2 separate regions of the Mus musculus genome follow, and region 2 is linked to region 1. The links are chromatin loops, found by intact Hi-C in ENCODE. Cell type or tissue: left cerebral cortex. All regions are shown on one strand. Links, peaks and the distances in the headings refer to the core of each region. The heading gives the core; the rest is flanking DNA. Region 1 has its middle 41 kb from the start of Gm24231. Region 2 has its middle 56 kb from the start of Gm46033.

Region 1 (15,708 bases), core at 5,245-13,244:
AAATAAGGGAGTTTCAATTAAAAAAAACTCCCATAAAATTCAGCTGTAGAACATTTTCTTAATTAGTGACTGAATGGAGAAGGGACAAGATCATTGCACATGGTGCCATCCCTGGGCTGGTGGTCCTAGGCTCTATAAGAAAGCAGGCTGAGCAAGCCATGATAAGCAAGGCAGTAAGCAGCATCCCTCCATGGCCTCTGCATCAGCTCCTGCTTCCAGGATCCTTCTCTACTTGAGTTCCTGTCCTGAGTTCCTCCAATGATGGACTGTGATGTGGAAGTGTAAGCCAAATAAACCCTTTCCTTCACAACTTGCTTTTGATTGTGGTGTCATAGCTAAATAACCCTAGCTAAGACAACTGCTCCCTCCCACATGACTCTTCAGGCAGGCCTCCTCATCTACTGTCCACATTCAGTTGCTTCCAAGGAGAGTGACCACACTAACAGTTAAACGTTTAGTTGTGGCAAAAATCCTAGGATGGGCCTTACCAAATTTTATTTGAAGTTTTAATTGGATCAAAGGAATAGTTTTACCTTTGAGCTAAATTAGGAATCACTAATCCCAGAGGAAGGCTATTAGCTATAGAATTAAATCTTAAGGCCAGGCAAGAGTATTTTCTGTGGTGATGTGGATTTGTATAGCATATGTAATACTGAAATTTTATTTTTATGGCTTTTGTACCAAAAAAGATGGAATTAAAACATTGAGCTACAAACTATACCAAGAGTAACATCAAGGCTGGTCTGCAGTTGATCTGAATTATAGCTGAGCCCAAAGCACTCAGAGCAGTAGGGTGTGTGTGTGTGTGTGTGTGTGTGTGTATGTGTGTGTGTGTGTGTGCATATGTGTGTGTGCGTGCATGCGCATGTGTAGGTGCATATGAGTTTATGTGTGTTTGAAAGCCCGAGTTTAACCTCAGATGTCATGCCTCCAATGCCATCCATTTTGTTTATTGAGATAGGGATTATCATGAGCCTATAACGCTCAGATTTAACTGGGCTGGCTGTTCAATAAGTCCCAGAGATCCACCTATGTCCATCTATCCAGCCCTGGGATTACGAGCAGGCATCACCATGCTCAGCATTTCCATGTGGGTGCTGGCTCTCATGCTTGTCTCATGCACTTAACCAACTGAACCCTCCCCACAGCCCTCAAAAGGGAATTTTTCTTCTTTAACTTTTTCATATTTGGTGGGGAGATGCAGAGAATTTCCCACTCAGAACATCAAGCTACAGACAATTATTAGCACTGATGTGTCAGCCCCAGAGAGAAACCTGGTAAAGGCTTGTGTGTCAGTGTTCTATTTTTCTCTCTGAATCATGCGTTTCTAACTTAGTTTTTATTTTGGCATGGGGTTATGTTGCTCTGAGTGTTCTCTCCCCTTGCCCCCAGACAGATTTTCTCTGTGTAGTCCTGGATGTCCTAGAACTGTAGACCAGGCTGGCCTTGAATTCAGGAGTTCACCTGCCTCTGCTTCCTGTGTGCCACCACCACCTGACTTCTGAGAGTGTTCTTACAGGATGCATATTCATATCTGGTATTCTCAAATTCACAACCTGTCTGATGCCGTGCCTTTATGGGTCATTAAGGTGGAGACAGAAAAAAATTAAGGTGCTTCATCTTAATTTAATAATAAATAATCATAAAAATAGAACTTGGGATAATTGGAATGAGATTAGATAAAAAGGGTAAAGTAGAAATATTTAATTGCTAGTTACTAACTTGTAATGAGAACATTTTATAAGGAATAACTTTTAAAACTATGATTAAAAAAACCTTCTGTGTTGTTGTGAATCAAGATGGGCTGCTCCAGTTTGGATGGAGAGTGTCAGATCTCCAAGCCCACAGAGCCAGGCTCAGCTAAGCCACTATTGGAAAGTGTAGTAACTTTCAGGAAGTGCTGCCTAGAGAAAGAAAGTTAACTCTTCCCTTTTTTCTTTCTTTTTAACTACTGTGAGATGAACAGTTGTATTCTACCTAGGACTCCTCTACAGACCCACGCAATGGGCTGACCAATCATTCCTGCCACTTTCTGAAACTGTGAGTTAATTCATGTTTCTTAAGTTGACCATATCGAGTATTCTGTTGCTGACCAGTACAGTAAAATCATGCCCTTTTGCTCACTATGTTTGCAACAAAAACCTCACATAAAATGATTTATATGTTATGAAAGCCAGACCTTCCCTGAGCTTCTGGTGATGGGGCTGAGCATCAGATAGAGGAATGGCTGCAAGGATCAATCCCTGCAGGTCAGGAATGGAAAAGTCTTGATTTCTGAGCCAGGAAGGCTTTTCTCCTCCATGCTGAATCCTACCTTAGTTGTAAGTGATGCAGTCTGTCTAATACTTACGAAGATTTCAGTCTCAACAAACCCTCTCTCAATGGTGTTTTATACAACCTCGCCTATGATTATAACTATTTAAGTGCTGTTTTGCCTTGACCCCTAATAAAGTTAAACCTTTGCCTGTCCGTTTCTGAGCAAGCAGGCTCTTCCCCATGTCTGGCCCATGTTCTGTCTCCTAGAGGCATCTTCTGGTAGCCTTCATCCAGAACCTGCTTCATGCCCTTGTATCTATCAGATCCCTGTCTCCTTCAGGTGTCTATATGATCCTCCCTCATTCCTTTGAGACTGTAGACATCTCTACCCTCATGTCCTTGGCCTCAGCTTTCCATAGAGTAGAGAGACTGTTTCTAAACGTAGATCTCATTCTGAGCCTCTCAGATTCACATAGTCCTGTGGCCTCTACACCACCATGTCTAAAGACAATGTCTCCTGCACTGTCTTTGGTGTCCACACATATGGAAACATCCTCTCGCTCCATTTTGCTCTTCCTGTAGCCACATGTAACTTGCCACCCTTTAGGCTTGCTTTGTTGTTTTATGGCCTTTGTTGTTTTATACCTTAGCACATTACATTTCTGTGTGAAACAGATGTGCTTTTCTGCTGTGTGACTATTACACCTACCTCAGAAGCCATCTCAGAGTACCTATCTCCTCCAGAGTTGCCTTCCAGTGTCACAAGGGTCAGCATTTTATAGAAATTCTCATTTTACCCAGATTGCAGACTTTTAGAAAGGGAACTGTCATAGCTCCTTTGTGCCATTGATTGCTGAAGGCTCAGCTCAGGCTGAGGTAGATCTGTGTCCTACAGTCTTTACCTCTAAATCCTGGCTAGTGGGGTCAATTGCTTCTATTCAGAGCAAAATCTGTTCACAGTGGGCTGATACTTCTCTGGCTTAACCTGGTACTCAGTCTTAGATTTACAAATGACATCTTTTTACTTTGTGATTTCCTACTCGAGACCCCAGGTCTTCAAGAGTTTTATTGTGTTGTTGCTGGGATATGTGTGAATGTCATTTCATATTTATACATGCTATGATGATCACTTGTGTGTAGATAAAAGCTAAGCACCACCTCTTGTAAAAGATCCTGGCTAGTCACAGCAGACCCACTCTCAGTGAAAAAGATATGGGAGAAATTCAAACATCTGCTAGATCCCTCATGGCTTTGGAAGGGATGGTGTGGCACAGTTTTTACCCTTGGAGCAGAGCCATTAGGGCCTGGGTCTTCTTGAGTGCTGATGGTGGCCGTAGGCATAAGACTTGTTTGTATAATAATGTATATATTTTACTTTATATTCCTCCTTTGGGGAATGTTTTCCCTGCCAAGGTCAATGACTCAATGATAATCAGGAACAACATGATTCCAGAAATGCCTCAGAAATATGGTGACACTGTGACCTTAAGAACAGCCCTTAAGGCTGTGGGAAATAACTCAGAAAACATGAGTTCAAGAATCAATGTAAGAACTGTTCTTTAGAGGGTTTCTCAACTGTAAAATATAAGGATGCAATATGAATTGTATGAGGGGATTCATAGACCTGAAAGGCTAGAGACCGCTGCACTATGAGCCAGCTTTGTCAGAAAGTTTTTTTTTTCTTCTTCCAGACAGGGTTTCTCTGTGTAGCCCTGGCTGTTCTGGAACTCACTCTATAGACCAGGCTGGCCTTGAACGCAGAAATCCTCCCAATGCCTCTGCCTACCAAGTGCTAGGATCAAAGGTATACACCACTACTGCCCAGCTGTCAGAAAGATTTTAAGGAAGGTAATAAAGAGATTTAGGGACTGGTGGTCTCAGGGCAAGAGCCCACCCAGCTAAGCTTATTGTTTGTGTTTGCAGTTGACCAAGGAATAGTTTTTACTTTAAACCTGGAATGAAATACCATCCAGAGATGAAGGGCATACTTGTGATCCAGATCTTGAGGCTGGAAGACACAGGCTTTTGATCCGCATCTTGAGGAACAGTGGCCATGAAAAGCTTAGGCCTTACACCTTTAATCCCCAGAGACAAAGGCAAGCAGATTTCTGAATTCAAGGCCAGCCTGGGACAGAGAAAGTTCTAGATGAAGTTTAGGTCCAGGTATGGTGGTACATACCTTTAATCCCAGCATTCGGGATCAAGGCCAGTCTACAGAGTAAGTTCCATGACAGCCAAGCGTAGGCAGTGAAGGAGTGGGAAAACAGAAAGCTGGTGATAATGTCATAGAGCAATGAGGCCATGATCCAGCTCCTGCAAGCAGCAGAACTCAGCAGCTTTGGGCTGTATATAGTTATGGGACTTAGGTCATAAAATGCTGATTTGTGATATAATCAAAAGGGAACCTGGGATAAATGATTGATTGAATTCCTAAGGAAGTAGCTTATGCAAAGTAAAAGACTGGGCTTTGCTCTGCAACAAAGAGTTATCTCAAGCAGAGAACTATTTAACTCAAGAAGAGCACAGAACTGACAGCTTGCATCCTCCACTGACTCAGAATCATTTACCACTCCCAAACACCCCTTTCTCAGGACCCTTTCCCAAGTTGATGCTGGTCTTCAACAAACATCCCCTGATGAGTTGATGAACAGATATGGTACCCAGGTAAAATGAAATACTATTTCACCTTTGAAAAAGAAGGCAATTCTAAAGTATGGCTGAACCCTGAGGGCGTACTAGGTGATTTAAACTAGGCACAAAGGGCAAAGACTTGTGACTGCTCTTATCTGAGGCAGGAGAGTGGTCACTCTCAGGGGCTAAAATTATATTGGTGGTTACAAGGATTACAGGGTTGGCATGGGAACAGATATTGAAGGGGTTCAGAGGTCACAGTATGAATGTAGAACCATACAGAGCTGTTTGGTGGTAGTAGCATCGTGGTGTATTGTACTTGAGGCCTCTGCAAATGGTAGACACTCCACTGGTGTTATTTTGCCACAATGGGCAAAAAAAGCCAACAAGCTCTCCTGGGGTGTGTTTGGATCAGTGAGTTCATTTGGGTCAGTGGAAGGTGGATTTTGAGGGACAGTGGTGAGGACAGTTGGGGCTTGTGGAGCAAGTCAAAAGCCACCAGAGCAGCCCAGATGTTTATTTGAGAGTCGCCTGCCTTTTTGAAAGCATTTTCTTCTTTAATTTACGTCCTTTGATAATTTTGAAAGGGCAACTGACCTGTATGTTTTTCAATCTGGCACCCTGTTTTCTCGGGGACCGCTCACAATAGCAGACAGGCAGGCGTGACATTTCCATGAACTTCTAGTTGCTGCTCCAGCTTTGAAAATACGTTCCTAAGATGGGTCCCCCACTGTAGGCTTGTGTCCAGGGAGATGTGCGATTAAGTTTTCTGAGCCCGTGGTAGGTCTCACTCCTGAACAACTGATGAACTCCATTCTGAAACCGAACCACCAAAGTTTGGGGGCTGGGAGGATTGATCATACAAAGGGAGGTAACTGGTGGAATTGAGTTTAAATTCCATAAGCGGCAGACTGAAGTTCTAAGTGATGCGTCCTCAGAACATGCACACCAATAGCCTGTAAAAAGGGAAAGAGTCCCAGATGAAGAGGCGCCATGGGGGTTTGTACTGGTTTTGGCAGGTCAGTGGAATGGTATTGTATTTTGTTGAGGAATCTAGAAAAAGGGAGAAGAACCAAGAAGATAAAGTCCATGGGAAGGTGCTCCTTGCATCCTTTAGCCATGATTCCGGCCTGCAGGAATCCTACAGGGTCTACATCCCTTCACTTTCTATGTTCCCCTGGGTTTTGTTTAAGAGAAAACTCAGCTTGGAACTATTAACTATGTAAAGCCTGGACTGACTGGGTGAATTATGGGAGATAAAAATTCATGATATTCAATTGTGGGACTAGGGTGTTTTTTTTAAAACTCTCTGGAGCATAAGGTGTCTGTTTCTACCTTTGCAGCCTTCTGTGCTGTGAAGCTGGCTGTCCAGCACTTAGCAGTGGCTGCACTACTGCCCTCTGCAGCCAGTGTAGCTGCACAATCATCACCCAGAGGCATCCCACATCCCTTGCTCTCTAATGCTAGGCAGGGACATCGGGACATCGTAGTGGCAGGTGGCCCTCCCTTCGCAGCCTGTGTGACAGCAGCCCGGTGGACTCTGGACATTCACTGAGACCTGGATGACCTGGAAGACTGTCCCTCTGCAGAGCATGCCTCAGCCTGAGGAGACTCTGAAGCCACTCCCACGCTGGGGTCCAGAGCATCACCTGGGAATGCTCCTCTCCACCGTCCTCCACATTTCAGCATCCTTCCTGAGATCTTCATCTCCTGTGATGTTAAACGTATTCATGTGGAAAGCTACAGGACTGTACAGAAAAGCACACCATTGTCACCAATTTCCTAGTGCAGCTCCTCTTTTGACTAAGATCTTCAGCTCAAAGACACTTAGAAATGTTGGCATCCGAATAGAGTGCTTTGTACGAACCTTTTACCTTTGTACGAACATAAACCCTGTGCTGATGGTGCATTTTAAAAATGAGATGAGTTTTAATAGTTTCTTTGAAATTTTCATGGCAAGCTCCGTTTCTCTATGGTAGCCTGCTGAGAATGTGGAGGGATGAGTGCCACGTACTTAGGATCCCATTGCATAGATAGATGGATTTTTCATGAGGACCCTAGAGTGGACCTGAGTACAACAACCCATTCAGCCATGGGAGGTGCTTGCTCATGAAACAGGGAATAGGGAATTGAAGAGAACCTGAAAGTGAGACTGGCAGAGGCAGTAAGTTAACTCCCAACACCTTGAGTGTGTTAGCAGCTGTGGGGAAGCTCTGCTAATTAAGGTCAATGTCTACCATCGACCAGAGAGCCTTCTGGGGCTCACCTCATAATGGAGGACTCCCTTCCTTAGCAGAGTTTCTCCTTCTCTGGCCTTGTCCAGGGAGTTCTAAGCCCCCACACTCACCTCTACCTGAGAGGTATCAGGTAGCCTCAATTAGTTTATAGGATCCAGCTCCTTTCACTTGTTCAGCCAGCAGCACCTGAGATTCTTGAAATGCAACCCCATGCTAATGAGGCACTCTAGGTACCCTAAGCCAATGACCTTTTCCCATCCTGCACCTCCCTAGCCTCAGTCTCCCAAACTTTATAAGCCTTCAATTACCCTAAATAAAGTTGATCTGCGGACTGACAAAGCAGTCTTGGTGTGGTCACTCACTGTAAGTACTTACAGGGCTTCTGAACCCCCTGTGCGAAGTCTCTGTTCCCACTCATGGACCAAACTGGCTGACAGTCCGAAAGAATGGTGAGATGCACAAGCAGCTGTGATGTTGAGGTTTGCTTTGTTGCTATGCATCCCAAGGTCTACTTGCCTCCAGATGAGTGAGTTCTCACATATACCAGCTTTTGTTGGATAAACCGTGCTCCTTAGTTTAAAACTGTTGATTAGTAAAGATACACACAGACTGTAGCTGGGTCGAAGAGAGGTAGGCGGGGCTTTGCTTCCTGAGCTTGGGGTCTGAAGAGAGACCACGAGGAGAGGGAGAAAGAGGAGGAGGAGGAGGAGGAGGAGGAGGAGGAGGAGGAGGAGGAGGAGGAGGAGGAGGAGGAGGAGGAGGAGGAAGAGGAAGGTGTCACAGAGAGGTGGAGTGTGAGGCATGGCCTGTTGGAGTAGGAGTGGCCCAGGAGGAACTCAGCAAGTGATATTTTGGGGTTACTGACAAGGAAGCAGACAAAGTAACATAGAGGGTTGATATCTGCCCGGGTTTGATGTTTTAAGGCTTATTATACATATGAAGGTTTCGTGTCTTTTATTTGGGAGCTAAATGACCTAAGGTGGGGTAGAAGCCCCCAAATAATATTTGCTGCAACACCGTAGGTTTTTCTAGTTCTCAGTTTTCCCCTTAGTTTGAAAGCACTGTTTTGTTTCTGACACTGAGAACTTTAAGCTTCCGTGACAGGGTCCCACCTGCCGCAGAGGCCAAGGTGGCAGAGCTCTGGGTCAGCATGATATCCCGTTGTGGGTAGGAAAGCTTCATTTGTTGTTTCAGAAGCCTTCAGTCACATGGTGGAAACAATATTTTCTTATTTTCCACGTATAGCGTTACCATCACCGGTTCGAGCTTCCTCGGGCACACTGTGGCACCCGTGCCATGGCGCGCAGTGGCAGTGAGCTCAGTGTGCTGAAGTGGACGTACGCAGAGCAGCAGAAAGATGACATAGGGACACTTAACTGGAAAGGCTAATGGCATCTTCAAGTTAGCATGGCGTGCATCTGGAACATCAGTGTTAAGCATCCATATTGAATATGCCTTTCTTGCGAAAGTAATTAACAGCGTGTGTTGGCCAGAACGTCATCTCAGGAATCAAAAGGTGTTCACTTATTCTCGCAAAATCCAAGACGTGTAGGGCGCATGTCAGATCCTGTCCGGAGAGAGCTAGGGCGTAGTAGGGATCCTTAATAGGGATGGCTGTGGTAGTGTGCCTTACGCAGCGTCAGAAATACCCAGGAACCGCCCACTGACAAGGGTCAGTCGGCGAGGAACTTGCAGAGGACACCTCAGAAAGTTGTTGGTTTTGCACAGAGACACACAGGCCAAACGAAGATTTACAGTGGATAAAAACAGGCATCGAGTCAGCTTGGCAAACAGCTGGTGTAAATAACTTCACCGTAGATGGGGCAGTTACAGCGTGGTCCATCAACGTGACAGGGCTTCTCCACATCACTTCCGAATTTCCTTCAGGGTCTTCAAATCCCAGCACTTACTCAAAAGCAGCATGTAACTGTGAATGACTGCTGTTTTGTGCCATGTTACAAGAGTTATAATGTCCCCTACAGCAGTTCTGGAAATGGTAGCGTTCCCCCTTTCTGGCTTCTATCCATTTGAAAGGGGAGCAGCGCTGTATTTGACGTCTGTGGGTATTTCCTCATCTACTGGGCATTTTCTCATCCAATTAGGACTGTGATCAATTATACCCGTGGAACACCATTTTCCTGAACCAGAATGCAGAGATGAGATATAAAGCGCCTTCTGCAGAGCTTTTGAGTTTCTCAGAATCCTCCAATCTTCCCGGTTTCTTTTTTCTTCTCAAACAGTACCTCTACTCCAGACTCCCAGCAGGTGGCGCTGTGAGAATGCGGATGTAAAGGTGAGCTGCCTTTTTTTTTAAAGCAATGATACTACCCCATGCTCTCTTACTTTTCTTTTCTCCTTTGCTTTTCTTTTCTTTTAAAAGATAGTTTTAAAAGCCTTGTAAATTAAGTTCCTTCAGTCATACAGCTCTAGTGAGAGAAGAGTGGGTGAATCCATCCTGGGAACCTCTGGGTCTCAAATCCAGGCATCTGGGCTCACTGAAGTCCAGGGTGTGCCTGAGCGCCTGTGATGCGTATCAACTTATGCAAACATGCCCACATACACATAAATAAAACAAATCTTTTAAAAATGCTAGCACCATGACCACTGCAGCCAGGGAGCTGGAGGCAGACTTGGTATCTCTGGACTATAAAACCCCAAGACTAGACTACCTCATGTTTGTTCATGACAGGTATAATCTACAAGGTAGGCCACTTCACTTCGTAATGAGCATAGACTCGGGCCACAGAAGCCCAGAGAACACTATAGGAGTCCACTAGAAATAAACATTTGCACTTGGTCCCGATCCTGTTTTCAGAAAGGAGTTATGGCCATGTATCTTGGCATTGTAATTCTAGTCACAAGGCAGGCAGGGTCACACAGCCCTCCTTAGGACCCGTTTTGTTGGCCTTTGAGACTCTGAGTACACAGAGCCCCTGTGGGTATGGCTTCTGGTCACTGGAGCTATTCCACACATGTGCTCATTGGAATGCTCACTCTGGCAAAGACCATACTCTACCTAGACACACAGGTGCTCTCCGAATCTCTCAGCCATTCTGCAGGAGACAGGCAGAGTTGCAGGGCCCTGCAGGGTGTGGCTGCAGTCTGCCAGTAGGTAGTCAAATGTTAGTTACAGGAAGATGGTTCATTTGGGAAGGTTCTTGCCCCATGAGCCTAAAGACCTAAGTTTGACCCCCAGATCCACATGAAAAGCCTGGTGGTAGTCGCAAGGCCGGGGGTTGGAGGCAGTGCCAGATCGATCCTTGGGGTTTGCAAACCAGCCAGCTGAACCCAACCCATGAGTCCCAGGTCACAGTGAGAGAGCCTTCTCCGAAATGAGTGTGCATGACTGTTGAAGAACTGCACCTGAAGTTAACCTGCAGCCTCAATATGCACACACCCTCATGTGTTTGCATACCCACAGGAATGCACACCAACACACACGTGCACATGTGACAGGCACACACTCACAGAAACGCCACTCGCAAAATTGTAATTTACTCTGTTTAGCTCTTACTAAGGCTAAAACAGTCCCTGTAAGTGGCAAAGGTCATTCTATAACTAATTGATCTAGGAAAGTAAGTGCAGTGAGTGACCGATTTCATCCCCCCATTATCTGCTCCCGTCCTCCCGAGTCCTCAATTGGCTGCTGGCCTGGTCCAGCCTTTCTCACACACACCAGAGGTGGATTTGTTGTTCAGATCGATCTGCCTTGCGTTTCCTCGATGCTCTTAAAGCCTGCTTGACAGGCAGGCTGCTGAGAATAACTGAAGGACCGCATTAGGGGTTGGCTCGTGTGGTAATTAATCTGAGTCTTGTCCCATTAGTGCTGCTAATTGGCTACATGGGAGGAAAAAGCCCGTGAGCCTTGGAGAGGGGAGCTCACCCTCAGACTGGTTCAGCGGTTGTGATTTTTCGCTGTTTGCTTTTTGTTTGTCTTTTCTCACACCAGTCAAACAAGTCTTGTTGTGAATGTTCTTGTGAATTAGTTTTAGACGGGAGCCTCAGAGCAAGCCTCTGCGCCTCAGTCAGATTCCAGAAAGTTCTGAAGGTTTCTCTAATTAGGGATCCCAATGGACGCTTTGTCTTGAATTCCGTGGTCTGTCTTTTCTTCTCCATTGGCTCCGATGCTACACAGTTAATTAAAGTGAACAGGAGCATAGGTCGTGACCCTCTCTTCAGGAGGGAAGGGTCTGGGTGCTAGGGTCTGGGCTGTGGCTGCTCAATAGTCCATACAGCATAGAGGTAGCTAGACTCACAAGATCTACACTCAGGAGCCTGGAGCACAGGTAGACAGACAGACCTCTCATTGCCTGACACACAGTCAGATGGATAGCCCTCTTTTCACCTGATGCACAGACAGACAGCCCCCTCGTTGCTGGCTTTGTTCTTAACTGTGCTTTTCTCTGACCCTCATCTTGGCCTCTGTCTTTATCCCCCTCAGAATCCTTCCTGTGGCATCAGACGAAGGGTGTGTTATGTGTGCTTGAATCTTTCAGAGAACATGTTTGTCTTCCAGGGAAGGAAAAATGAAATTGTGTCATTTCTAAGGAAATGGAAAGGACAGGAGCTCATCATGTTAAGCAAAGAAGCCAGGCTTAGAGGGGCTCCAATGGAGTGTGCTCTCTCCTATGCAGGTTCTAGATTAAAAGAATGTTCATATCAGATGTAATAGTGGAAGACAGATGTGCTAGGGAGGATAGGGTTTAAATTCAATGAGGGATACCAGGACAGGGCAACGGGATGGAGACGTGTGTGTGTGTGTGTGTGTGTGTGTGTGTGTGTGTGTGTGTGTTTGCATGTGTGTGTGTGTATTTGCATGTGTGTGTGTGTGTTTGCATGTGTGTGTGTGTGTTTGCATGTGTGTGTGTGTGTTTGCATGTGTGTGTGTGTGTGTTTGCATGTGTGTGTATGTGTGTGTGTTTGCGTGTGTGTGTGTTTGCGCGCATGTGTGCACGTGTGTGTAGAAAGCAGAAGAAGCCTTAAAGGAAAGGATGGAGACCACTGACTCTCAAAGAGCTTAGAGATTGAGGAGGGGCACAAGGTGTAATGAGATGCATGTGTGAAAATGTCACAGAGACATCTGTTACTTTTTACAATTACTGAAAACATTAATAACATTTTAGACTAAATAAAAGACAAAAATGGTGAAGTCGCTGGAAAGCCAAAATTATGGAAATCTTACACCTTAAAAACAAAAGGCAGAATAAAATTTAAGTATAAAGATGTAAGGAAAAGAGGAAAGATATGCGTAAAGGAAGGCAGTTAAAATGATGGAGTCCTTAAAATCTCACAGGCTGTGCAGAGGACCCGCAGGTCCCATTCTTCAAAATAGATAAGATAATCAGGACTTGGTAAATACAACAACAAAAAAGAAGCAGAGATGATAGCGTTAAAACAAGCTTTGACAGAGTAACAGATATTAAAATTCAGGAAATAAGTAGTATGTTAATTGGTCATAATATAAGATACAATTCTCTACTTTATAAATGTCAGGTAAGGTACAAATCTGTCTGAAGGTGTTGAAGTTATTAAGTGGAAAGCCCTGCCACAAGTGATTTAAGACTGTGGAGGTCTAAATAATCTTATTAAAGGAATGGAGTTAGTGGTTTAAGGGAATCCCAGGGGAACTTCCCAGCCCCAGATAATTTTACGGGCGAGTGCAACCACACTCAGATAATTTTACGGATGACTTCCACCAAGCCTTCAAAGACAAACCCAAACTTTCCCAAACACAGAGGCAAGGAAAGAGGGGGCATTTTACTTCCTAAGTCACTGAGCTGGGAAGTGTGGATGTCAAAGCCATGGGGACAGCTGGTGGAAACAAAATGCCAGGACACTCTCTAAATTCAGAAATAGAGTCTTATTGTGCTAAAAAAGTCAACATTGTACTAAAACCACGGACTTTTCAAGTTCGTTGTGTTTCCTCATGGAGAGACAGGAGATTAGGAGGAAAACCATTAGATGTTACTTAACTCACTACCCGACTTAAAAAGGGGAAAGGTTAGTTATCACAGAAGATCCAGAGCCCTTAATACCATGTGGCACATACTGATCCATCCAGAGGAACTTTTAGCACCAAGGGCTTCTTAACCCAGAAAAGCTAAGTGTGGAAAGTTGATGAAAAAACCGGTTCTACAGAAGATACGGAGGCATCTTTTTTTTTTTTTTTCCTGAGACAGGGTTTCTCTAAATAGCCCTGGCTGTCCTGGAACTCACTATGCAGACCAGGCTATCCTCAAACTCAGAGATCCGCCTGCCTCTGCCTCCCAAGTGCTGGAATTAAAGGCGTGTGCCACCACTGCCTGACATGGAGGCATCTTAAATAAGGAACAAAGGAGCGTGTCTGCTGGCGCAGCCCCCTCCTAGCACATTACCTTGGGAACCTTTCAAGCCCACTAAATGCAAACAGAAGTCGCTAAAATGTCGTTTACATCACCAAGGATCTAAACATAAAACTAACAGTGTGTGTTCAAAATTGTGTATCAGTATGGCAGACCTTGTTAAAAAGCATTGAAGGATGCTGCGGCCAAGAGGAGTCTGGGCCCAAATGTAGTTAGTTTCTAAATCTACAGGGCTCTCAGAATTTCTCCCAATTGTGTAGATTTTAATTAGAATGTAAGTTATATTTTCCTTAATATCTGGTGTTATGTTTGCATATGGTCTAATATGTTTCTTCCTGCAAATGTTCAAATGCTAGTGTCTTGGCCCTCAGAGTAATATCCCAGCTCTGGCTCAGAGCAATATTGGGAGGTAGCGGGGGCTTAAAGAGGCAGAAGCAAGTGTGGGTTCCTTAGACCACCTGAGGGACCTGGTACCCCTCTGCCTCCTTCTTTTGAGAGGTGTTATCTTTCTCATCTCTTTCCTCACTGCTATCTACAATAAAGCAGGTCTTTGCCAGGCAGTTTAGACTTTCAGTGTATGATACTGTGAACTAAATAGACCTATTTTCTTATAAGGCACATAGCCTTGGGTGCTACATTATAGTAAAAAAGGGGAATAAAACATATAAGTAGATTCTAAAATGTACACATTGTAAAAGGCTGAAAATCACCCAAGCAATACTGGTATAAAGGATAAGACAGGGACTTACAGAGTCTGTCACTGAGAGTCCAGACACATGCTTAGGCAGCAGAGAGCTGCCTTGTGTCATGGAGATGGTACAGACAGCCACCACCAAGGGAGAAGTCATTTTCAACATGGGATGGAAAGACAGAAGCACATAGCCCTCCCCAAGTCACCAACAAGAACTGGTGATGGTGGATCCAAGACTCAAAGGAAGAGAGGCAACACATGTCAGGTGGTGGTAGTACACAGCTTTAATCCTAGCACTTGAGCAAAGGCAGGGAGGCAGGGAGGCAGGGAGGCAGAGGGAGATATCTGTGAGTTCTAGACCAGCCTGGACTACAATAGGAGTTCCTTGGCACTGAAAGCTACACAGAGATAAGAAAAACCCTGTGTTGAATCCCCTCTGCCACAAAAAAGACAACATTTTAAAAACACATTGTACAAAGTGAAACAGAACTTATATATTTAGGTAGTTTATAGGTATAAAAAGCTTTTATTCATTACTTGTACAGTAAAATATATTACATCTTAAAAAGTTGCTATAATTAAATAAAGAAAAGTCAAACAAGCGGCATAAGACAGGCTAGCAAAACCTGAAATCCAGTGGCCAATCTGTGTACCCAGAGTACACATCTGCACAGTGAGTGAGAGAGAACAGAACTTAGGCCATGTTTAAATCTGTGTTTGGAGCTTGAAGAAGTTGCTCCAGTGTAAGAACGTGAGTTTGATCCCAAAACCCATGTGAAAAGAAAGGTGGGCATTCTGGCTTTCCCTTGTAATCCCAGCTCTGGCGAGGCCAGATGGGCTGATTCCTTAAGCTCATGGCCACCAGCATATGAGAGACCTTGTCTCAAAACAAGGTGGGCATCCTCTGAGGAACAACAGCTTAGATTGACCTCTGGCTTCCACTTGTGCAGGCACACAGGTGTTCTTGTACTTGCACACACATGAACATGCCCTCACCCAAACAAATACTGTTTTAACGAGTAGGCTACAGAAATCGATTTCTGGTGGTGTGCTATGTTTCCCGGAGTTTCATCAATAAAGATAAAACACATGCCAAATGGGAGGAAGCAGTATGCAGACCATCACCTAACATACTTCCCAATGGCCTAGAGGAAGAATATATACAGGAACAAGAAAGGCATGATACCACCCATCTAACAGCTACAGCATCACCATCACGTGTGGATAAATATCAAAATCATGATGAAAGTTAGAAAACATAACTTTTAAGTGTGTGTGTGTGTGTGTATGTGAAGGTGTGAGGGTGTGCACATGAGAGTTGTAGTGCCTGTGGAGGCGAGAAGAAAGAACGGGAGTTAGGGGCTACAAACAGTTGTGAGCCCCTGGACATGGGTATTGTGAACAGACTCTGGGTCCTCTGCAGGAGTACAGGCTCTTAAGCACCAAGCTGTCTCTCCTGCTCCATTCTCACAGTTCTTAGTCTCAGTAAAGTTAGGCCATGGCTTTGTATATATTAAAGACATGCTGAGACAAAGCCTGCGAGGAAGACAGT
Region 2 (15,708 bases), core at 3,675-11,674, 200 kb after region 1:
TTTTAAAACTATCCAACTGGATCTCGTATTAGGACAAAAACCAAGACTGTATGAGGAAGACATGATTATGTTTTTACATTTATTTTTATGTAGTTATTCATGAATAGAATATATGTAGACATATATTTGTGAAAACATAGGGTTTTAGTATACAGGATATTTACTGTAACAAAATGCACTGGTTTGTTTTGTAGCTTCAAATATTTTTAAGATGTAAGGTGTAAGATGAAAGTGGTCCTCATTATGTGACTTCCAAGAACAATGTAGAGACGTCTGTCTATTCTGTCCAGATAGAAAAAGCATTGATAGACCAGAAACACAGATCATAAAAAGGATTCTATCCAAGTCCAGTCTGGAGAAGCCATGAGCTTATTGTAGTTAGAGAAACACAGGCTAATCAAAGGCAGCTAAACTATCAAGTAGACTCCTGGGTAATGTATTAGCAGGCAGCTATATCCCTGAAAAGTCCTAATCCCCAGGGAACCTTTCACCCATTATATAATCTCCTGGGATGAGGGAAGGGCCACAGGAGCATCTCATGAAGGCTCCTGATTGCTGTGAGCTGTGCGAAACCCTATACTCCCAGTCCCAAGAAGGGATGCTGTGGGCCTGGTCTTACCAGGGACTTGTGCTAGTGATGATAGCTACTCTGACTCAAGCCAGGAAAGACATGCAACCTGGAAGAGACAGTTGTACGTTGGTTGAGCACATTAAATTGCATGGAACCTTAGGCAATCCCCAACATAACCCTTCCCATACATTAGGATTAATTTCTGCAGCTGCTTGAGCAGGTGGCTTGAGATAGACCCTGGACTGGAGGTCATGTGGTTGCATGTGGCTGGAGGTAGGGGCATCAACCTTCTAGTTGACGCTGGAGTTCTACAGGTAATTGCTCTCTTTAAAAAGGGCCTCTCCCCTCAAGTGCTGAAGCCACCTGCTTCCAAGTGATGAATATAAAGAGTCCTACCTCTGCTGCTCACTGCTGAACTCCCTGCTTGAGGCTGCAGAGAATTTCTGAGCACTTACGGGCTGGTCCACAGAGCTGTTGCTCCATTAGAAGGGAATGACACTATTCTTGTTTGCTTTTCTGTTGCTGTGATAAATATAATGAATAAAAGCATCTTGGCAAGGAAAGGGTTTATTTTCTCTTATGGGTTACAGCCTATCACAAAGGGAAGCAGAGGCAGGGATTCAGGTGGGAGTTTGAAGCAGAAACCATAGAAGGATGCTGCTTACTGGTTTGCTTGGCATCCCTTATTCCAAAGTTCTCTTCAACAGTCTAGGACTACCTTCATAAGGATGATACCTTCTACAGTGGGCTGGGCTGCATCAGTTCAACTAGAATCAAGGAAACACCAAATAGAAGTACCAAGGGGCTATTCTGGTGGAAACAATTCTTCATTTGGAGTACCCTCTTCTCAAGTGTGACAGTCAAGATTAGCCATCTTTGGTATTATTGGTATATTTAAGGGACCTCAGAAGTGTTCCGAACCTGGCATTGTGAGCTCTGCCTGTTTTTCATGGATGCTCTGAGAGATGATGTCACCAGAGTTAGTAACCAGAAGTAATTTGCTTGGTCACCCTTTACATTTACAGCCCGATTCTATGCTTTCCCACAAGCCCTGGAGTCTTGCTTAGGCTATATTCATACTAGCCCAGCCTAGCCAGATTCCTGTTTAAAGATGTTCACTGAGGATTTGTCTAATGAAATTCCAGTAAAAGGGCCAATAAATGTCTTTCTTGCTAATTAAGTGGCTATAGAATCTTCACCCTGTTTTACGAGGCAATAACCTGGCTCCTGGGCAGACAGATTTGAAGCCGAGGACTCTGTTCTTGTTATCTCTCAAAGTAGCCCCTCAGCCACCACTGCCATAGAGCTCTGCATGTTCACAGCTTCTCATGTTTGTTTACAAAGGGCAACCGAGAAGCTGGATACCTGCATGTGTTCCCCTCAGCCCCCAGTGTCCTCTCGCTACATTAGGAGTGGACACAGGACCCAATGACCCAGTGAGGAGGCAGTCATGGAGGAACCAGATAGAAAACCTGTGACTCTTTGTGATCCTATCTTCTCGTTTTCCTTTCTTCTTGTTTTCCTTTTCTTGGAGACAGGACCTCACTGGGGTGACCTCAAACTCTCCCTGCCCCAGCCTCCCCCTAAGTATTGGAATACTTGTTAGGGTTAACACACCAGACTGTCGTCTCCTCTTTCAATAGTATAACAAACAGTGTTAGGAAGGATTTATAACACTAAGGGCACACTGTTCACTTAAGTCATATTTAGTTTATACTAAGGTGTTTGGTGTTTGGGACCAAGGTTTTATCCAATAAAGTGAAGCCATAGTATAGAACCTTAAAATACACTTCTCAACTCTTGGGAGATTTTTAACTAATAATATTTTAGAGGTTCATTTTTGATATTTTAATTATGTTGTGCATGCACTTGTTTTTGTGTAGGGGGGAAGGCACACGAGTGCAGGTGCTCAGTGGTCCAGTGTTGAGTTACTTGCAGCTGGAGTTGCGGGCCATTCATTCTAAGCAGCCTGACGTGGGTCTTGTGCAAAAGCAGCATGCACACGTGACCATTTCTCTGATGATTTGGATGAGTTCTAATTAAAGAATAAAGATAGCAATTTCATGTTTTCAGAAAAGAGACTAAAGATGAATAGTTTGAGAATGAGCAAATAGGGCTAGAGAGAGGACTCAGTGCTTAAGAGCACGTGCCACTCTTATGGAGGATTTGGGTTCAGTTCCCAGCACCCACATGGCAGCTCACAACCATCTCTAACTCCAGTTTCTGAAGATCAAAGACCCTTTTCTGGCTTCCATAAACACAAGGCACATATGTGATCCATAGACCTACATGTAGACAAAACACACATGCTTATAAAACAAGTAACTTTTTAATAAATGAACAAAGACATAAAAGTGGAAAGTATTTTAACAAGATATGCCCCAGGGAAAGCATGCTTTGAGTCTGAATAACCACAGGCTTGAGGGTTCTCATTTCATGCCTGCTGAACGGGGGGGGGGGGGGGGGGGGAGTCCTCTACCTAGACTTGAGGTCAGTGTTTTAAATGATGAAGCCATTTTGCTCAGAATGCTTTTTCTTTCAGCGTACACTCAACACTAATGTGGTTAGAAAATAAAATTGCATCTAAATTACCATGTGTTTCACTCCAGGGGATGATCGGAAAAGACACTGAATATTTTATCCTCAAATATCTCCTGGGCACCGCCTCTCACTTAAGAAACAAGGTTTGTGCCTGCTATAAAGTAAATTATTTTTGGACACGTTTGTCATTGTGAAATCATGACAGAACTGATACACAAGTTATGCTGACACAACGCTTTGTGGTTTGTGACCCCAATGTCCATGTTTAAGCAGGGACATTCAACAAGGTACTATGACCTGAACTTCCATTCTGTAGCCTGGGAGATGCCTAAGGGAAATCCCAGACTTTTGGAGCCTCCAGGAAGGGAGCGTTTTGAGTACATCTTCCTGCCTTACTCAACCATCACACATTCTATGTAACCTGGAAGTTCACAAGTTCACAAGTGTCCACCTCTGATGGATGTATTTTCATGGAAAACCAACAGGGTCGTTATCAAAACATGCATTCAATACAGGGAAGTTAAAGATGGCTGACAGGCCTTACCTAAAACCTCACTACTTAGAAAAATATTCCAGACACTCATAATTAGCTAGAATAAACAGACAAAACATAACACAGGTACTACTTCATGAAGATCATGTCCATATGTTCCATGTGCTAAAGGACTGGTCCCCCATTCGTACCATTGAGAGGTATTGTGAATCATCAGTGAATAAAGTTAGGGGAAGAGGTAGTCCTGAGCACACTGAGGGATAGGGTTTCTTACTGTGCCTCCATTCTTGATTCCTGCCTGGTTCTGTAAATGGTTTTTATCAGAGAACATTGTGTCAACCCATCCAGACCAAGGAGCCAGCTGATCACAGGGCTAGAGCACCCAGAACACTCAGGGATACGAGCCAGCCCTCGTTTTAAATCTTCCATAATGATAACACAACACCCACCCATACAATCACACAGTGAGATTTTGTCCTATATACAGCAGTGTCTCTAAGATCAAACTCAACTTGGGTGAATTTAGAATATGACGTAGTAAAAATATCAAGACATGAAGGTAATACTGACATTAGGATGAATGTGCTGTTATGGTAAAGAATGCATTTCCAAAAGACATATTTCAAAAAGGAGCTTACTGCAAAACAAAAAACCAAAACAAAACAAAACAGGATTTCAGGCGAATGACTATCTGCTATAAATACATATAAGTAATTGTCCTTTATTCACTAGTCTTTTTACTATCATATATTAATGATCCATTTAACTACAACCATAGGTCTCAGATTAATTTGAAACATAGTGTTTCTCCCCTCTCCTGGTTCACAGCTTTCCTGTGCGTGGGTTCTTTATTTCCACTGTGTTGTTATTTGTGTATTTCTCCCCTGTTTCTTTTTCCCACCAAGGTTTGCAAATCCCTGTTGTTGTTTGTTTGTTTTTCCATACTTAGGATTGAATCCGGGTCCTTATGTTCATGGAAGGCAAGTGTTTCCCCCTGAGTGAAATCCCCATGCAAGCTTGTTGTACTTTCTTTGTTCTTTTTATCCAATTCTGAGATGTTGCATGTGTAAGTAGACAGTTTTTCTTCTCCCAGGTCTCATGAATCCACACACACCTTGTATTTTGATTATGCTCCAGGGTCCTATCATTGTACTTTTATAGTTAAGCCCCATTGATTTCAACCCTGGTGCCATCATGCTTTGTGGCTGCTATTTGTTGCAGAGAGAGTGGCTTCCTTTGCCTGTACATTGCACTGCACACAGACACACTGCGTGTGCCTTTGAGGAAAGATTTACCTGGAAATGCATTAGTATAAAATGTTTCTTTCAAGCAGCCTTTAGTAGTGATAACATTTCTAAAAGTCTTCGCTTTTTACTGATTTGTGCTGGTTTGCTTGACTAATCTATGCTAAGAGTATGACTTCTGACTTCTTGTCACCTGCACACTGGGGCTCTGGAGATTTGGACCTGACTTCTGATAAAAGGAGTAAAGAAACAACCTGAACACCAGGCTTCCAATGGCATTCCAGTTGGCAACACTCCCTGAGCAATTTGTCTCATCAGCTGGGCAATTGAGTTTGCCCTTTTGTGGCTATGGGGACCCTCATAAACTTGTGTACTATGCTTGGTTAAGACCTATTTCAGATACTTTGCCATTTGGATTTTGTTTCCATGGGTGAGGTGAGCTTTCTTCTTCCCCCTCTTTATTCAATTCTGTCCCTAGACTTATGAAGGTGCTGTCCACATCAAGAAAGGGCCGTTACCCCTTAGCCAGTCTTCTCTGTAAGCGTGCCCTCCAACACACCTAAAAGTGTGCTTTACTGAGCTCTGAAATACATTTCTGTCAATCAGGCTGACAGTTAAGGTGGACCATCTTGTATAGACTGTTCTACTTCAATCTAATGCCTATGTTTTATTTGGTGTCCATTTTAAATGACCCATCTCCTGTGCACCCAGCAGATCTGGCGGTCAGCACTGTGTCATTGTAATTCCAACTTTCCATGGGTGTAGAATGTTCCTGTGGTCATTCTTCTGGTGTGGGGTTAGCAGCTTTTAATAACCCCATTCTTGCTATTTCCTGGGCCTTTATTTCTACTTGTGACTGTCTATATGAAATCTTGTGTTTGGCTTCTTTAACTTCTTAGAGTGCAATAAGTTTTCTAGATGGATTTTTTTCTTCAGTTATATTGAATTCTGTAATACAGAAAATACCTCTTATTTTCTCCTTTTTATTGAAAATATTCATAACATGTAAACATATTTTACCTTTTCAAAGTTGTGTAAGAAACTCTGTGGTCGTTTCTAGATAAAAAATTTCCAATTACTTCTGGGTTGGGAATTTTTTTCTTTCACACATTCCTCAAAATTTACATTTTTCTATTACAGCATAATGAAGAAAAAGTAATATTAATTCAGCAATTTTTGCACTTTATTTTCCTTGATGATTTTTTTCAATTATATTTTATGTTTCTGTGAATTCAAACATTGATAGATATTAGTATAAGGACACATTTTGCTTGTGTGTGTGTGTGTGTGTATACACATTTGCACCAGGCATAATTTGATATATACATGATGCACTACACACATAGGTTGAATACTCTAAATTTCTAGTATTAGAGATAAGTTAAAAGCAACAGGCTAGAGTTGTCATCATAACTGTTCTTCAAAATATACTGGGAATATTAAAGTAATGCTCATAGTATCCTAATCTACCCAATATTTGTGTTCACCCTAATTTATCCTTGTAATTATATCCCTCCTATCATCCCTATTATTTGGAAATAAACGCTAGTTAAGATGGAGGAAGTATATTGTGTTCCTGGAGAAAAGATGTGAGCATGCAGGGAGCACAGTTTTCAAATGCTAGCATGCTCAATTCTTTGTTCGGCATTGTCATTTCAGTTTAATTTTTACTACACTGGGATTGCTCAGAGGTCCCACATAAACAGACCATATCTTTTGAGTCCACCAGAGTTTTGAAAAGCTATGCTGATGATCAGCAGCTCAGAGCAACTAGAGCTAACCCTGAGGTTGTATGTAAAGTGTGGCTCCTTGGAAGAGATCAGGTCTGGCGTAAGGTCTATGTCTGCATCTCCTAAAGTAGGCATGTGCATGGCCATCTCGTAGAGTGGCCAGTGCTCGCTTCAGTTCTCAAGGTGGTCAGAAGTTTGTCCCTGTCATAAAATTCTTTTTATCCCTACTCATCGCTGATCCCATACAATCCTGACACAAGAGAATTTCACCATGTGGTGGCCAACTTTGATTGGCCTTCTTTCATCTTCTTTCAAACACTGTCGATTTTCAGTTGCAGCTATACAAAGTCACAAGGCAATTTTGGGGTTTCCCAGGCACAGGGGATTTCATACTGTGAAGAATTGGGGAGGGTGGATTGACAAGCACCAAGGGTGGGGTGTGAGGTCAGTGCAGCACTACCTGAATGTGGCAGCAGAGTCTCCTATGACCAGACAGGATTAGAGCACCAGGGCTCTGATGACATCACCTGTTTCACACATCCCAGGTGTTTGGAGGGGCTCACTCTTCCCTGCTCTGTGTTTCAGAATCGGCATGTCTGTCCATCTGGGTGTGAGGTTTTCTCTTGAGGATGCTTTGGGAATGCCTCCTTGTTAACAATTCTGCCCCGTTCAGTTCTTGAACTCCTTCCTGTGGTTATAGGATGTGATAGTTTGACTCATCAGCATGCCAAAGCACCTGCTTGTATGCTTTCTTCCCTTTTGCTCTTTTACTACTTGGACTTATCACCCCGCTTTCTTTTCCTGCTCCCTTCCCTAGGCTCGTGTGCACTAGCTCAGTGGCAGGATGAGAACTCCTCAGATTGCAACCATTCTGGTAGGAAAGTAGAGTCTTCCTCTGTAGATTTGATGTACTGGATGGCTTTTAGAGACGCCGTTTCGAGGGCTTTTATACTGTCGAGCTGCCGAGTTCTGTCAGCTTTCCTTGGACTGAAGGAGATGACTGCACGGCATTTTTTTTCCTTTGAATGATTGCCATGGGGAAGCACATGCATTGTCAAGGCTAGAGGAGTTGTTTATTCCTGAATTAGCTTTTCTCCATTGTAGTACCCATCCTTATGTTGCAGGGTTAACACTGGCCTCAAAAGATGAAAGTCTGTCTTTCATTTTATGGGTTTCTGTTTGCCTAGTATTAAATTTTCCTTTTATTATCTGGCAGAGTTTACCACCAAAATTACAGCACCTGAGTTTTGTTTGGGAGAAGCTTTTTAGCATAAACCTAGACTCTTCATTATATATGGATTGGTACATTTCCTGATTTCTCAAGACTATGTCTGGTACTTTATTTTATGGCACTAACATTCGGGATCCAGAATATCCGCTATGATCAAGGCCCTGAGAGTAGTTTTGGTTCTACTGATGATACTGGAAATATCTTTGGGTATTTAGGATTCAGTTTCTTTGTCTTTGAAATGAAGATGTGGGAGAAAAAGGAGATTGGCTCCTTCACCCAATGTGATGCTATGCTTTGGCTCACTAGAAGGACCTGCCTTCTGGGACATCTGTACCATCTTTCCCAAAGCTCCGGGAACACCACGGAAGAGGAAATGGAAAGAGCGTGAGGGCAAAATACATATAAATAAAAGATGTGAGGGTAGGTCGACATTGTGGATTCCAAAATTTCCTCACATCAGGGCTTGAGATAAAACCATACCTAGGAGAATTTCAGACCAGGCCAGCCACAGACAGATCTGAGCAGGCCAGCCAGGCTGAGCCGATGTAAAAGAAGCAGCATGCATTTTAGAAGACAGAAAAGGGGATCCTCATAGCTCACCCGGTTCAATTTCTCAGGTGTAATCCCAAACGACCTGACATATGAAGAACTAAGAAAAATAAGAGTATATTTTCAATAAAAAAGAAATGAACCAAAATCCACCTGAAGCAGCCCAGATATTGAACTGCCGACATGGATTTGAAAAGTCCTTGCACTTAGGCTCAGTGAGGAGGAACCGAATGTGTTCTCAACAAAGAAACTGGAAATACAGCACAGAAATAGAACCACACCAGAGAGAAGCATGAGAATTTAAACAGAGAAGTGCGAGGAAGGCAGAGCAAACTCAGAGAAGACACGGAGGAGGAAAGAGTAACTCAGCCCAGAGGTGGAACTTCTAAACTTCAAGAAAAACTCAGGTGGGAGAAAAAAAAAAAAGACTAGGATAGATTCCTGGAGTCTTGTGAGTTTGTGTGAGGTCACATTATTTGGAATTGCTGAGGTGGTGTGTGTGGGTACAAGCGACCCTTTTGTTATAAGTTAGTGAATTTGTGGATGTTGCATAGAGAATATCAATTTTGAGTAAGTGTGATCACATATGAGAGGACCAAGGGATACAGTCAAAGTGTGCTGGTAATTCTGGGCTACAAGAAGAGTGGCTCAGAGGGTTGGGGTTGAGGGCATGACACATGCTGTCAGCCTACTTCAGAACAGGAAGAGAGATGGCTGATGGGATGAAGCGCCTCCTGCACAAGCCGGAGGAGCTCGAGTTGGATCCTGAGCACCCAGTAAAATCTGGTGTGAGAGCACACATCCATAACCCTATTGTTACAGGGACAGGAGGCAGAGGCCAGCAGATCCTTAGAGCTCACTGTTTAATTGATATTGTTTAAACAGCAGGGTTTGTGAGAGACTCAGATATAAGGTAGGAAGAGTTCAGGGAAGGTACCAGGCAGCCTCTACCCTCTGCATATATGCACGGGTTCCACACATGCAGACCAACAAGAAGTCAGAGCACCATGGAACATTCTAGAGAGAAGATAAACTCAGTTTTAATGAGGACAACTCTCACTGAGCTGCAATATCCATCCATTTTCTGAGTGCGCGTCATCGACTCCTGTTTTCAGATGATGAAAACAATGGCGTCCATAGTCAGGAAGGGGTTTGCTTGTCCTTCTGTGCCCAAGAGTTAGCAGAAGTCAATGTATTACTATCTTCTGTGGGCAAGTTGGCCTCCATGCTTCTGTTTCACTATTAGCCCAATCTGAAGTGATGCTTACAATACTGAATGGCCCAGCCCTTATGCATCAAGTTGTGGTTATTATTAATCACACTTTAGTTCCATATGCAAGAAGTGCGCATTGTATGTAGAAAGAGACCATCCTATCATCTGAATTTTACTCTGTAACAATTTCCTAGTGATTTGAGGCTCCTCACATTCGGAATTCTCTGGATGAGATGACTTGGGAGGGAACCTTGCACATGTCAGACCCTCCCTTGTGGCTCTGGAGGTAGCTCTGTGGTTGAGGCCTCACTGGGAAAGCATGGGGATTCCAACACCCATGTGACAGGCTGGATGTCCTGGTGCCACCTGTAATTCCATTACTGAAGTAGGTGGAGGCAGCATGATTTGTGGGGTGGGAGTATTGGGGGAGCTTGATGCCTTCTAGCCCAGCTTAAAAAAATGCAACCCAGAGTCCCAGGTTCAGAGAGAGAGACTCTGCATCAAAGGTAAGGAGTGATAGAGGAGGATAGTGAGTGATAAAAATAAGGGAGAAAAAGGAGGTGTGTCCTCTAGCCCTTCCTGAATGCATACACCCCTACACACACAGGCACACACACACCCCTTCACACACACACACACACACACACACACACACACACACACACACACACACAGACACACACACACACACACACACATGCACACGCACACACACATGCATGCACACACCTCTACACGCACGCGCGTGCTCGCAGACATGCACACACATGCTCATGCCGTTTTTTCAAACTGTTACATTTCAATTTCATCTTCATTGTAAAACTGGCTCTAAAATCAGTCTCCTTACTTCTTGGTTCATCTCAATGTGAAAACAGAGTGGATGTGAGAATGGGGTGAAAATAAAGAAGGCCCCGAGAAGCACCATTGCCTGAAAACACTTTTGGATCATCAAGGACACTGTACTGCTTGCTTGCCTAAGAGAGTTGATGGGCCATGTTCTCATCATTAAAAAGAAAGGAAAAAGAAAGCAAATAAGAAGGAAAATGGCACAATATCATATAAGTCCTGTGATATTATAACTGTACTATTAAATTAAATATTTTGTTAATTCCATGATGTAAGCGTGTATGTGCTAAATCAAAACTTTTCACATTTTAATATGTAAAATATTATTTTTGCTCTATTCCTCAGTAGCCAGAAAAAAAAACCAAAGCTAGATAAAACATATAAAATTATTTGTTTTGTTTTCACTGATTAGATAGTAGTAAGGTTCATATTGCAACCCAGAGACTACCCTGTGACGTAATTACTCAGTATATGCAAGGTATGTGTATGTGGTGAGGAAAAATAATGGAATCCAGATCTAGGGTGCAACATATGGAGGAAGATTCTAGAGCATCTGCTGTCCTCTGAATACAGTGTACTACTGTAGACTGGGTCTTGTGAGGACTGTGGGTGTGGGTACAAGCAGGAGAAGCAATAACAGGAAATTATCAAGTTGTTGATGGACATCAATTACGTTCAAAATCATGAAATCCAAGTCTCAGTCCACTGTCCTGGGATGGTGTCAGGCCCAGTTATTTTAAAATATTAACCAAAAAGTCACCATGACCCGCCATGGTTTTCTTGAACAGAAGTTCATGTGAGCCAAACAATGCCTTTTATACCTTGTGGATCTCTCAACAAAATGCTACAGTCAAGCAAGTTAAACTGCAGAAGTGTCATTTAGTACAGATCTGTAGGGCAAACACCCAAAGTCCAGATGTGTCTGACAGAACGACAGACTGCAGAGGCTTGGACAGGTCCTTCCTAAGCCAATTCAGAGATTTCCTGTGGTCATTAACAAAGTGTGAGCTGGCATCCTTCTTCCTTGGTCTGTGTGTGACCGTCCCTTCATGTCTGGCCCCATGGCCTTTACATGATGTCAACTTGTCATGGGCTTGAGGCATGCCCAGAACATTTAGCTGATCTCATCTAGAGGACCTTAATCAATGACATCTGCACAGACATTTTCCCAATAAGGTAGCTGTCTGTTTCCAGGAGTGAAGACAGGAGGATGTCTTTGGGGGGCGGGGCATCATTTGATCTGTATCAGATGGGAAGAACTCTCTACAGAAAGATTCAGTTAGGCTGTTAAAAATATAAATCGCAATATCATAATCTCAAAGCACTTTTTGAAACAATGGCGGAAGCAATGGCAGTGAGTATCAAATAGAATTTTGAAAGGACAAATTTAATGGGGCCCCTATAGGCTCCCAACACCTAGGAAATATTTAACTGGAAAGAAAAAAATTAAGGACTGTTTCAATTTTGAGAGATAGAAAGCACTGCAAAAAGAGTACGGCAATCACAGAGGTCAGAGGGTAGTCTTGGTGGACTCCAGAGACAAAGCCTGGAGTATAGGAGGTTTTATAGGGTGAAAGTTCCAGGAAGGAGCCTGGTTTAGAAGGAGTGCTTAGCCACAGGCAACATAGAGCTCTCTATTGTCAGATAGTCCCTCATTCCTCTCAAGGCTGTCTGCATTAATCATCCTCAAATCATCCTCATAGTAGGTCTACACCTAGGAGCATGAGGGATACCTTTAAGGTTTGCTCTGGATTCAAGCATGAGATATCACATGTATGAACTGGTTCAATTAAATAAAATGGGAGAAAGTTAACCAGTGACTAGATAGTACCACCTCTGGGACATCTGGGAATTTGCTGCATCTTAAATAATATTAATCAGATAGCATACTTAGGGAGGAGAGTAGAACATTTTATTTTTAGAAATACGAGGGTGTTTTAGAAATGTTTAATTGGGGTTTAATTGGCTGAAAATATAATATTTGAAAATTTAAAGAGCATTATCTTAGGAGAGTAAAAATAGAATGCATTACTTTTTTTTTTTTTTCTGTTCATTTGTTGAGAAACTCTCCCAAAGTAGCCTAGGCTTTCCTTCACGCTGCAATCCTCCTGCCTCAGCCTCCCAATGTTAAGATCATAGGTACCCCTGCTACAGCAACACATAAGATGACACAAACATGAAATTCAACCTACTTAATAACCCCACCTTTGAAGTGTTAATAAGAGAGATCATATAAAAGCTGCTTTGAATACATCCTAATAAGTTCATATTATTTAAATACACCCCCCTCACTTGTAGTTGTTCATATACTATCAATACTTGGCTCCAATTTCCAAAAGTGTTTTCAGTCACTGATGATCTGAGAGGCTCTGCTCTTACTAAGCAAATCCCGCTGAGAGGTCACGTGACTATGATCGTATCTGACCCACTGATCAGTTTGGAAAAGTTCCTGTTGCTTCCGCTAACATATTTTCTTCCTACACACATAAAACATAGATGATATTGGTTAAATTCATGTTCAGACACATCCATCTTTTCCTTATTTGCTAGCACTAGATGGTATAATTCAAAGCCCAGTGTCCTTCGGCAGGAATAATGTGTCACTGGGTCCTCAGTACCTCAGTAGAAGATTTGTATCCAAAGTGTAGGATCCTTCTAACAAGGATGCTCATTTTATTTAACTGAGCTAATATACTTGTGAGATCTCGTGCTTGGGTTCAGAGCAAACCTTCAAGGTTGCCTCCATGCTCTCAGGTGAGGACCTACTATGAGGGTGATTAATGCGCACAGGGATATTGAACCAGGGACCATCTGATATCTGACCTGGGGGCCATCTGACATCCAGATATTGGCATCTGCCTCTGTGTGGTCACCATCCAAATAAAATGAAAATCAAATCTTTACATTTCACTCCTTCGACAAGGAGACATCTGATGAGGGTGCTTCAACACATCGAGGTACTACAATATAGATGGGCACATTAGGGTACCCAACACAGATACATCCCCCAATATAGTGGCTAGGAGCTTGGAATCTAGGTGGGCAGAGATTCCAGTTTAAGTGACCAAGGGCACTCATTGGTCTTGCCAGCAGGGTCTGCAAAGTGCCCTGTGTGGTGAGTTCCTATTCCTGTTGCTGTGATAAAATACTCCGACAAAAGCAACCTAAAGGTTAGAGAAAAGGTTAGATTTCCTTCTCAGTACAGTGTAGAGTCTGTCATGCTGGAGAACCCTGGAGAATGGTTCTACAGTGGTCTACAGTGGTCTACAGCTGGCCACATCGTGTCCACCGTCATGAGGTACAGAGCCATTAATGACTGCTCAGGGTCCTTTCTCCTTTTTATGTAACCCAGAACCAAACGCAGGGAATGAGGCTGCCTGCCTACTTTTAATATGACTTTTCCCACCTCACCCTAACCAGTACATGCCCTCATAGGCATATACAAAAGCTAAGTAATTTTCCTCAGGGTTGTAGTGAAAGACTCCAAGAGGAGCCCCTCGCTCAGGCTTCAGGACAATAGCGGACACCCAAGAACTCACGACAGACCGAGCTTGTTGCAAACCACATGAGGCTTTATTCGGGAAAGCCAGAGCTCTGGGGACGACTCATATCCCATGCAGGGGTAGAGGAGTCGACCTCGAGGGGAAAGAGTTCCCAGTTTTTATAGGCCCTCAGGGGGAAAAGGAGAAGGGGGAGATTAGGGGATTTCCAGATCTAAACAATGTCTATTCTCAAGAAATGGGTATGGGAGGGGTACAAGGAAAGAGTCTAATGAAGGTGCAGCAATGGGCATACACCTGGTCAGAACATTGGCAGACACACAGGTTCAAGGAGTGGCCAGAGCATTGTGCACCTCTATTTTTCTAAATTAGTGAAGCTAGTTCTGCTAACACTGATGTCTATCTTGCCAATTTCAGGGCTTCTGTGTCCTTTTACATTCTGCCAGGATCTTTCATTAGATCCTGTGAAACTGGCAACACTAACCATCCTGCCCCCCATGAACACTGCATTGTTAGCTGTGAGATAGAGGATTCTAGTTGACTCTGAACCTGTGAGGGCTAGATGCCTAATACTTTGGGTGTTGGGTTGTTTGCATATTCAGAATGAGGTATTTTGGGGATACCTCACAGCTTCAACACAGCATCCACTTTTATCTTACAGACACTGCATATTCAGAATGAGGTATTTTGGGGGATACCTCACAGCTCCAACACAGTATCCACTTTTATCTTACAGACACCTTACATACTGTGTAAAGGCCATTTTGTATGATCTTAAAAATAGCTTTGTAGGAAACAGTTTCATGGTGTGGGATTTTCTACTTATGACATCAGAGAGTTTCATATTTGGGTGCATTTTTGGATTCCCGTGTTGTAATCTTCAATTGGTGTAACTTAGACAATGGGGTGTCTGTGTCTGGCTTTGACATATTCCACACTGTGGCAAATGACACAACTTGCTTTTAAAGATGGAATGATAAATGCACAGTCACATCTACACCAACACACCACAATACACACACATACCGCAACATGCACACACACCACAATATACACACAGTACAATACACATATCACAACAATACATTCCACACACCTCCACACACTACAACACATACAGACACACCATACCCCCCCACATAGACATACACCACAAAACACACATACACACTAAAATACACCCCCCCTACACACACACACACATTTTCTTTGTCTATACAACCTTCAATGAGTGTTTGGTTTGTTTATGTATCCTGGATGTCATATAAACAAATCTTGATTCTGAAATGAAAATGTGTCTAACTGTGGAGTAGGTTTTATTGCCCTTATTTTATATTCAGAACAGCACCAATGCTTATATACAGCCAGCCCCTGACTCTGTCAACTGAGGTGCCTCTTAACCCATGTGTCTGCCAATTTTACCAAAGTAAAATGGGCGTGGCTTCCTGACTTCTTCACATCCTGAAGGATGCTCTTCCAGGAGAAGATTCACTGCACCTCTTGCAGTTCATTCATAGCATTGCTATAATTGAAGAGGCCAAGGTAACGACTTCTAGTCAGAAGAAATATTTCAATGGCGGCACAGTTTTACTCCAATTTCCATGTTATGCCTTCTCAATACTGCTTCTCTTATGTTCCCATTGTGCATTTAGTTTCTGCAAATTCTACCTATCAAATCTGTGCTCAATGGACCATTCACCATGTGCTTAAGGTATGACTGCTGAGTAAGTAAGTGGACTCTCAGGCCAGTGTGCTCAGAACAGCACTGTGCTATAAACACTGCAGCAAAC

Evidence for each region. Peaks named below come from ENCODE experiments on the same cell type or tissue, not always from the same donor. Only the 100,000 strongest peaks of a DNase experiment are listed, where the experiment ranks them.
Region 2: it touches region 1 in a loop (3-fold over the local background); 6 of 42 quality-filtered maps call a loop at or near these places.

The regions. Positions count from the first base shown.
Region 1 is chr8:15,261,102-15,276,809 of GRCm38, forward strand. No RefSeq gene overlaps it. Among named protein-coding and RNA genes, the nearest start is that of Gm24231, 41 kb to the left of the region's middle. In left cerebral cortex, for the core only: CTCF peaks have their summits at 6,305 (motif pointing left) and 9,385 (motif pointing right); a DNase peak (open chromatin) is centred at 9,382.
Region 2 is chr8:15,466,778-15,482,485 of GRCm38, forward strand. No RefSeq gene overlaps it. Among named protein-coding and RNA genes, the nearest start is that of Gm46033, 56 kb to the right of the region's middle. In left cerebral cortex, for the core only: no CTCF peak of the experiment used is centred there; a DNase peak (open chromatin) is centred at 8,637.